Linked DNA regions of Homo sapiens: regions 2 and 3 are each linked to region 1. The links are chromatin contacts, found by Hi-C or POLR2A ChIA-PET in ENCODE. All regions are on one chromosome and are shown on one strand. Each heading gives the region's core, a stretch centred on a gene start or an enhancer-like site at or near the end of the contact. The rest is flanking DNA. Distances are from core to core; before and after follow the strand shown.

What was found. A loop is a pair of places that touch in the nucleus more often than their neighbours do. ChIA-PET counts read pairs that join two places held with the same protein, here RNA polymerase II (POLR2A). Pooled maps may share reads with other maps.
Region 2: a loop to region 1 is called in a map of OCI-LY7, with 3 times the contacts of the local background. The contact joins the promoter of CDC42EP3 here to the enhancer-like site in region 1. A Hi-C loop is called at or near these places in 6 of 168 maps with a recorded cell type or tissue (OCI-LY7, Ramos, naive thymus-derived CD4-positive, alpha-beta T cell and 2 more), 5 of 37 single-sample maps with no recorded cell type and 12 of 50 pooled maps. POLR2A ChIA-PET finds 5 or more read pairs at or near these places in 5 of 52 experiments (OCI-LY7, RWPE1, SK-N-SH and 2 more).
Region 3: a loop to region 1 is called in a pooled map, with 5 times the contacts of the local background. The contact joins two enhancer-like sites. A Hi-C loop is called at or near these places in 1 of 168 maps with a recorded cell type or tissue (HL-60/S4), 6 of 37 single-sample maps with no recorded cell type and 9 of 50 pooled maps. POLR2A ChIA-PET finds 5 or more read pairs at or near these places in 2 of 52 experiments (B cell and activated CD4-positive, alpha-beta memory T cell).

What each region holds. Positions count from the first base shown.
Region 1 is chr2:37,389,088-37,392,086 of GRCh38, forward strand. No RefSeq gene overlaps it. Among named protein-coding and RNA genes, the nearest start is that of QPCT, 46 kb to the left of the region's middle. RefSeq lists an enhancer at 1,017-1,206. Within about 2 kb of position 1,489, at least 15 of the 41 ENCODE cell types and tissues checked have a DNase peak (open chromatin) inside an H3K27ac peak, as active enhancers do; they include B cell and OCI-LY7, where a contact is called at or near this core.
Region 2 is chr2:37,670,299-37,673,151 of GRCh38, forward strand. It overlaps CDC42EP3 (CDC42 effector protein 3), which reads right to left and starts at 1,344. Exons shown (of 2, transcript NM_006449.5): 1 at 1,128-1,344. RefSeq lists silencers at 1,133-1,622, 1,793-1,852, 1,863-1,932, 2,153-2,322.
Region 3 is chr2:37,850,543-37,853,301 of GRCh38, forward strand. All of the region lies in intron 2 of PIRAT1 (PU.1 (SPI1) induced regulator of S100A8 and S100A9 alarmin transcription 1), which reads right to left. Among named protein-coding and RNA genes, the nearest start is that of PIRAT1, 24 kb to the right of the region's middle. Within about 2 kb of position 1,474, at least 6 of the 41 ENCODE cell types and tissues checked have a DNase peak (open chromatin) inside an H3K27ac peak, as active enhancers do; they include B cell, where a contact is called at or near this core.

The DNA.
Region 1 (2,999 bases), core at 239-2,738:
TCACAGAGGCTGTTCCTCACATCCTCTTATCCAGAATAGGTCCTTCCCTGTATATTTCTATCTCAGCACTCTACTCATTTCTTTCTTTTTTCTTATCACAACTTGTCATTACAATATTGTTTTACTATGGGTGGGGGGCAGCCTGTTTTCATGATCAAATTGTAGGTTTCATGAGGGCAAGGACTATGTCTATGTTTTTCATCATTGTATTCCCAGCAACTTGGAGATATTTGTGTGTGTCAGAGGTTTAATACATACTTGGTGATTAAACAAATATTCAAGAACTGATCCAGCTTCTATTTCTCTGGCTTCAGGACTTGCCTCAAATGTCCCTTTATCACAGGCCTTCTCCAACTACCCTATATAAAATGTAACAGTGTATCTCCTGGCTTTTACTCTTGATTGTGGTGAGAGATTTGGTATCCTTGGTCTGGGCCTTTTGTGTTCTCTAAGAACCTGGTTTGCCCTCTGCCTCTTGGCTCTACTGGCTGCCATGAGCATCTACACCTCCCAGCTCCAGCTCTCAGGGCCCCTGTCCTCATTCAAGGCCTGCCCTGCTTCATCCTGGAGGAGATGGGGCAAACTCAGATACAGAGAGCTTTAGCAACTTGTTCAAGTTTATACAATAATGAAGATTGGGCCAGAAGTCAGGTTTTGGGATTTGCACCCAGTCTCATGCCTTTTCACTCTATTATGCTAATCCTGTATCTCTGTTTCAAATCGAAGTGACTCATTTTGAGTTTTCAGATGAACACTCCAAGTATTATGGAGTACCTGGTTATTTGAAGTAAAAAAAAAAAACAAAAAACCAAGAATTGAAGCTTCTAGCTAGACAAACAAAGCTTGAAGCACCAGACAGCTATTGAAGACCAAATCTACCCACAGGGCTGGAATTAGGCACCGAGGGAACAGATGCAGGGAGAGATCCAAGCTCACAGCCAGGAGCCAGATGCTGGGTGTAAGCTGTCTGTGCCTGTCCTCCTTTCCCAAGGCCCGCCAAAGGGAGGCTCTGAGCTTCAGAGTGGGGATCTAGACTTCAGTTGCCAGTAGGTTCTGAAAGTGCTGCCCTCAGGGAAATGGTGACTTAGAAACAGAACTGCAACAAGTTTCAGTTGAACTCCAGGGAATTCCCTAGGTATGCCTCTTGCCTCCTCCTCATCTCTCTCCTTCAAAAGAAGGACATTTGAGGAAGTCCCAGGGAAGAGAGATGAGAAATATGGTTATGAAATAAAGAGAAATGAAGAACCACAGTATGGAGTACTTTTCTGCATTGGGTAGGATTTGTGGGTGAGACAGAGAATTGGGTGGAGGGCAGAAGGCCAGAAGGAGTAGGCAGAGGAAGGAGGGGGTGTTGAACCTCCTTCAGGCATCGAGCGAGAAACCTGACCTCGGAATAGTCACACTTGATCTCCTTTTGGCTTCTGTGTACCAGCAAAGCCTTTAGGTTTAGTCTGTTTCCTCTGTGGCAGAAAAGGAAGCCCAAGACAATTTGCATAGGCAGCTCTCAAGCAAAGCCTCCCTCAAAGAGTTTCTGACTCATCCCCATGACTTCCTCCCCCATCTGTCAACAGGGGAAACTCCAGGTGGGAGGTTACATTTCCTGCCTCCCTGTTATGGACTAGTTTCCTTCCTGGGAGGTGAGGCAGAAGTGGAGGGGACTTTCTCCCTCCTCATCATCCCATGCCTTCTCTCTTCTCCCGGTTCCTCTCTATCAAACTCTATGTTCCCATTTTGAGCTGAGAATAAGGAACAGCAGAGTTGATTAGAAACATTTTAAAATCAAGTGATTAAACTCTGATAATGGCAGAATTTCAAACATGAGTCAGTATGTAAATCCAATTGTAAAGATGAAGCTTTGAAGATATTTCTGTGTTCTCAGAACCTCAGAAGTTAATTCCTAGACATTGCTTCCTCCTAAGGGCAACTTCAGCACATGGTCCACAAGGATATAGGGCAGGATCCTCATAGAGGTAGTGGGCTACATGTCTCAAGTTGTAGGATGCTCTGGGTCCTCAAGTCTATCTATCCTCTTCCTCGAGTTCTGCACATCATCTTCTACATGCTGCTGGGCTCCTGAAAGCAGCACAACACCCTGACGGGGAGCTTGTTTGAGCATTCATTCTTTCTGTGTTTTGATAGTGTTAGGTAGGCCACCATCTGTGGGTTCTGTTTAGATCCACAGTTCTTCCTCTGGACATGGGATGTATCAAAGCAGGAAAGAGGCTGCCCATCTGAGCTTTTCATGATGTCGCGGCTGTGGCTCTGGCTGTTACCAGAGCTATACAGGAAACCCAGGGAGAGGGCTTGAAATGGTTGGGCATCAGGTATAAAGAAAAAAGCACTCAGAAGTATGGAATTTGTTTACATTGGTTCAGGGAACCAAAGAAGATTCGAGAATAGAATGTTCTGTCCTGTGTGCCCACTGAAATTAGAATTGTATGGGATTTTCCTCCAACACCCTGGTGGCTATTTTCCAGTGTCTTTTGCTGATTCCTCTTCATCTTCAGACTTGTCAAGTTTGAAAGGCTCTAAGACTCAGTTCTTGTTCCTCTTCATTTCTCCATCTCAGTCCATTGTTGACCTCATCCAGCTTCAAGTCTTTAAATACCATGTATATGTTGGCAACTCCTGGAGCTCTCAAATGTTTTCTAGACTTGTATGTACAACGGCCTACTGAACAGTTCTACTTGAAGGTCAGATTCAGCAAGTTCCCACTGAACTCCTGGTCTCCTCCCCACAAATCTGCTTCAGACATTGTTGGATGGCAGTAGCTCCAACCTTCCTGTAGCCCAAAACATAGGAGTCATTCTTTTTATTGAGACATAATCTCGCTCTGTTGCTCAGGCTGGAGTGCAGTGGTGCAATCACGGCTCACTGCAACCTCCGCTCCCTGGATTCAAGCAATTCTCCTGTCTCAGCCTCCCTAGTAGTTGGGATTACAGGGGTGTGCCACCAAGCCCGGCTAATTTTTGTATGCTTCGTAGAGACAGGGTTTTGCC
Region 2 (2,853 bases), core at 94-2,593, 280 kb after region 1:
GTGAGAATTAAGAGCTGGGAGATGGGGATGGAATCTTTGTCTCCCTAACACATTCATCAGTTCCCTCCCTAGAGCCCCCCTACAACCTCAGCACACAGCAGCAGCCCACTCCTCCAAATACGCCAGGGCTGGAAAGATTCATGTTGCAATACCCTCCTGACATTCCTCATTTTAATTCGCTCACTTTTTTTTTTTTTTTTTTTAAACAAAATGTAATTACTTGACTGTCAGCCTAGGCTGCACTCTGGGGCTTTTACTCCTTTCAACACAGCTGCGCTCCCGGCTTTGATGCTGCTGTCCACGCAGCTTGTCCCAGCCACAGCCTGGCTCTCAGTAATGTAACATTCAAGTGCATATTTATTTTTAAACTGACCTCTCCTAGACTGCACAGTATAAAGGAGATCCTGCCCAAAAATATGCTACTTTCTATTTATAAGATGAAACACATGCCTCCCAAAGTCGAGAGAGGGATAGAGTATAATAATTCATAACGAAAAAATGGCCAGATCCATTCATCCTCACATGTCTGATACTTGTCTGTGTCAAGCCACTTAGTTTCAAGGAGAAAGGGAAGAAAACAAAAAACAAAAAACCTTGTAAACGTCTCAGCTGTTCACCGTCAAAAAACAAAAAAGTCAATATCCAGATCTGCAGGTTGGCGCCCCACTAACAATGTCCTCCATTAAGAAAGAGGAGGGCACCGGGCAGGCGATGCCACGGCAGAGCTGTGCGATGCACCCATGTGCGGCCCTGGTACCAATCCATGATGCGAGGGGCGCGGTAGCCAAGCGCGGCTTGTTCTCAGATGGAAAAATGCTATACGCGCCCAGAATGGCTCTGCCAATAGCTCGGAGGGTGCAATGTGGCCGCGCAGCCCCACCCTGAAAAGTAGTGGGCACAAATGGTGGAGCTCTGAGTCCTGGTCGTGCCGCCGGACCCCCTCCTGGCTTGCTTTATGTCCCCTTCGTTCCGTTGGACACTAGATGGGAAAGCGATGCCCTGGGTATCCCGACTCCCTGCTGGTTTCCCAGCCTAACACCAGCGCACGCCGGAAGCGGCCACGGCCGCGGGCGGGACAGACTCACAGACAGGTAGAGAGGAAGGAGCCCTGGGCTGCCCCGACTCACCGGCCGCCGCTGAGGATCCCAGCCGCTGCCCCGGGCCTCCCGCGGGCGCACGCAATCCCTGCCGCTGTGCGCAGATCCAGCCGAGTCTGCCGGCGTGGTGCCTGCTCACCGCATTATCCGCTCCGAGACGGCGTGAAGGCGCCCCAGGCCGGTGGCCGGGTCTCCGGGCTAGCCCCGCGCTGCGGTCCCCCGGCCGCGAGAGAAGGTGCGCGCGACTGAGCGCGGGGCGGCCGGACGCGAGGACTGAACCTGCGGAGGGCGGGGCGGCGCGGGGCGGGGCCGGCGGCGCGGGGACTCACTGGGGCGGGGCGGAGGGCGCGGGCAGCGGGGCCGACCCTCCCAGCCGCGGTACCTGTGCCCTGGCCCGGGGCCAACCGGTGGCCGGGCGCGCGCGCGGGGGGGGGTCACCGTTGGACCCTCGGAGGACAATGGGCGCCCATTGTTACCTCCCCAGCGCCACCCCCCAGTAGGCGACTTCTCTCGGAGAAGATGCCGCTTTCGACTCCCTAAGCACAAAGAAAGGTCGCCGGACGCTCGGTTTAAAGAGGGACCCGGAGGTGCTGCCGCCCGGGTGCACGGGGACAATAGGACTCCGCCCGCACCCCGGACTCCCGCACTAAAACTCGTGCGCCCACCTCTCCCGATCCCAACAGGCCGACCTAGCTGTGCGAGTGGCGGGCGGTGACCCGCAGGGAAGCGAGGCCACCTGAGTGCGCCGCCCCGGCCAGGCCGCAGCTCCCCAGGTCCCTCTCAGCCCGGGCTCCGGTGGGCGCGGAGGGGGAGGGTCGCGTTCTGTCAGTTTCTAGCTCGCTCCCCTCAGAGCTGCAGCCAAAACCCGGAGAGTGGAATAAGCGCCCTGAAGATGCCGGAGCTCCCGGCTGAGCAACTGGACACGCGACGAACAGCAGACGCTACAGGTTCTCCTACCCAGAGGGAGGCGTTTCTTCTCCCTCAGGGTCTTTCAAAAGGATTTGCCTAAAGCTGGGGCAAGCCGGTGGCGGCTGCCCCAGACGCGCGACGAGGCGCAAGTGGCGCAGCTGCCGGCCCGAGAGAGTAAAATTCAGGCCGCGGTGGCACCTGCGCCCGCCGGTCACCCGGCCACCGCCAGCGCCGCCGCCCGGCGCGCCCCTCCCCTCCGCCGGGGCCGGAGCGTGAACCGGGTTAATGAATGCTAATTTTCTTAATCGGCCTCCGTCTCTTCCTCCTCCGCGAGTCGTCGGCCTGGGGAAGGAGTAGGCGACAGGAAAGGGCGGTGTTTTCCGGCTGGGAGGTCCCAGCCCGCATGGTCAGCCAGGGGAGGGGGCTGGGACCCCTGGGAGTCGGACGCTGGGGGCCTGGCCTCTGCCCTGAGACTCTCGGGTTGGATGGAAATCCTGGCACAACGCGGAGAACCTCCCGGATACCTTGGCTTTGCCGAGAGATATCAGCTTCAGGTCATCACCGCGGTGCCCTGGGTCTGTCTGAAACCTTAGAGGGTGCGCCTTAAGCCGATGTTGTAAACCCAGGCTGACTTTAAGGTGAAGTGAAAAGGAAACGCACACAATCTGGAAAGCAAAATACTTGGGTGGGGTGTTAAAAGCCTCAAAGAAAAATAGTAGTTGGCAGGTCAAATGGCCATGAGGTTGGAAGTCAAATACGAAACTCGGCTGAAGTGATGTTAGAAGTTTGACAAGCAAAAACAGTCCGTGAAGATAAGAGACCCAGCATTGTTTCCCTTCTTCAAAAG
Region 3 (2,759 bases), core at 224-2,723, 460 kb after region 1:
TCTGTGGGTCAAACAACAGAAGAGGAGACTGAGCCAAGACAATCTGCCCACCACTGACAAACAGGCAAACACACAGGTAACTCCTTCCTCTATCACCTGCCCCAGGCACCAACATCAGTGTTGCTAGGCCTAAGACATAGATAGGATGGAGAGAGATGAGACCAACACTGTAACAATCAGACAAGACTACAAATCACTGAGTCATGCTAAATGTATTTGATGCACTGAGATACCTTTTTATTTATTTTATTTTATTTTTTATTTATTTATTTAATTTTTGAGACAGAGTCTTGCTCTGTTGCCCAGGCTGGAGTGCAGTGGCGCAATCTTAGCTCACTGCAATCGCCGCCTCCTGGGTTCAAGCAATTCTCCTGCCTCAGCATTCCAAGTAGCTGGATTACAGGCAACTGCCACCACGTCTGGCTAATTTTTGTATTTTTATTAGAGATGGGGTTCCACCATGTTGGCCAGGCTTGTCTTCAGCTCCTGACCTAAAATGACCCACCCCCCTCGGCCTCCCAAAGTGCTGGGATTACAGGCGTGAGCCACTGCGCCTGAGATACTGTTAAAACTCAGTTTTACATTTTCCCCTCCAGCTAGTGTGTCTAAGGTAGACACTGGTCAAAACTGTTGATATTCATTATTTGGAAATATAAAAGCAGTCGGTGCTTGTCTTTTCCTGATGTGGCGCATTTCTCAACCAAGCCTGCCTGTTATACTCTCTGTACAACCCTGGCCAAATTCTTTAACCTCCTGAACTGCCTTCCTATTCTGAAGATCAACCCATCTCACAGCACTGCAGGTTAAGAAAGCTCCTGCACAAAACCCTTAAATGTTAGTTCCCTGGCACCGAGAAGTAGGTGGGAAGTTGGCTTAGCCAGAGAAGTAGTAAATTATCTATTCTACCCTTTTGTAGACATTAACTACATTGCTAGAGAAAGAGAACATGCCCTCTTGTTCTTTTTCCTCCTACCGGTCACAGCTTAAATGTCACTTTCTCAGGGAGGTCTGTCTTGGCCACCCTACCCAAAGAAGGTGGTGTCCTGTTTTATTCTTTAGTACATTTCCTGTTATTTCCTCCGCAGTCCTAATCAGGACGTGAGCTTAGTAATTAACTTACTTGTCAAGTTGTTTCTTATCTCCATGCTGCCCCTGTTACATTACCCGAGGTCAGGCCCCTCTCTGTTTTCTCCCTCTTGTATTTCCAGTGCCTTTAAATTTGTACCACTTAAATGTGGTAAATCTTGTTCCTGAAGGTTCCAGGGCCTTGACTTGCATGTTCTTTTCCCTTATTTAAAGAATCTGAAATAAATTATCTACTTAGTTTGGTCCTTCCTGTGGCTGTTTGCTTGCTTTGGCAGAGTGAAAGTGAAATGTATTTTAATTTTTTTTTAACTTTACAGAAGCCATTAATATAAACCACAGAAATGGTGAGTTTCAATACCTGAAGTTCTGTGAATAATTACTGGGTGGAGCTATTCACACAGGCAATTTTCTGCTTTCCCCATGAGATAAAACCCCAAAAATGTGTTACTATAGCAGCCTGTTTCCTTACTGAGACAGAAACAAAGCAACCTATGAATTAACGTCAACCATTCCCCTGTACTGTGTATCCTCCCAGTTCTTAGTCTCAATGTGCCAGCAGATACACCAAATGTTGGGTTAGTGAAATGTCTGACACCTACACATGTGGAATAAAACGTGCATGTACACAAACTATAATTTAGCAGTATCAGTAGTAACTGCAAACTGAAAAAACAAAAAGGAAGTTGCATTTAAACATAGTGGTGGGCAGTCACCTCAACAGCATTGGGAAAGGGCTGTGCCCTAATTTGGGAAAATTTTCTCATTTTCCTGTTGACTTTGGCCCAGCAAAACGAATGGATTCCATTGGGATGCTCCCTGGTGAAAATCCTACCATCCTGAGCAAATTCAATGGCCAGCTCATGTCCAGTTCCTGTCATTAGTCAGGTTTCACATGAACAAGTGTGGTTTTCCAGAGCTAAGTACTTTCCACAGACAAAGCACCATAAAGCCACTTCTGTGACAGTGAAGTGAAGGCAGTGACATGTGGAACCCTTGTGGAATCTAGAGAAAGGGCTCAGAAAGCCCCCTATGCACCCATGGCTGGGCTCCCAAGAGGCCCCATCTAGTCCAAGATGGTTTCTCAGAAGCACTGAATCCAGAAGGCCATTTAGTAAGCAAAGTCATTTCTCATGGCATTGGTCCCTTTAGAAGCATCCTCCAGGTATGTCCAATGGGAGAGGACATGGTGGGACTGACTTAGAGAGACCCAAGTAGAAACTGCCTTTGGGCGGGGTCCAGTGGCTCCAGCCTGTAATCCCAACACTTTGGGAGGCCAAGGTGGGAGGATCACTTAGGCCCAAGAGTTCAAGGCCAGCCTGGCCAACATAGTGAGAACTTGTCTCTACAAAAATTTTTTTAAAAAGTTAGCCAGGTGTGGTGGCACATGTCTGTGACCCCAGCCACTCAGGAGGCTGAGGCAGGAGGATCGCTTGAGCCCAGGAGGTCGAGGCTACAGTGATCTGAGATCATGCCACTGCCCTTCAGCCTGGGTGACAGAGCGAGACCTCCATCTCTAAAACGCAAACAAACAGACAAACAAAAAACCCAAACCTGCCTCTGAAGAGCAGATCTTTGCTCCTCAAAGTGAGCCAGGACCCACAGCATTACATTTCTGATGCAAAGCCGCAGGCCCACGCCAGACCTGCCGACTGAGAAACTGCATGTTCACAAAA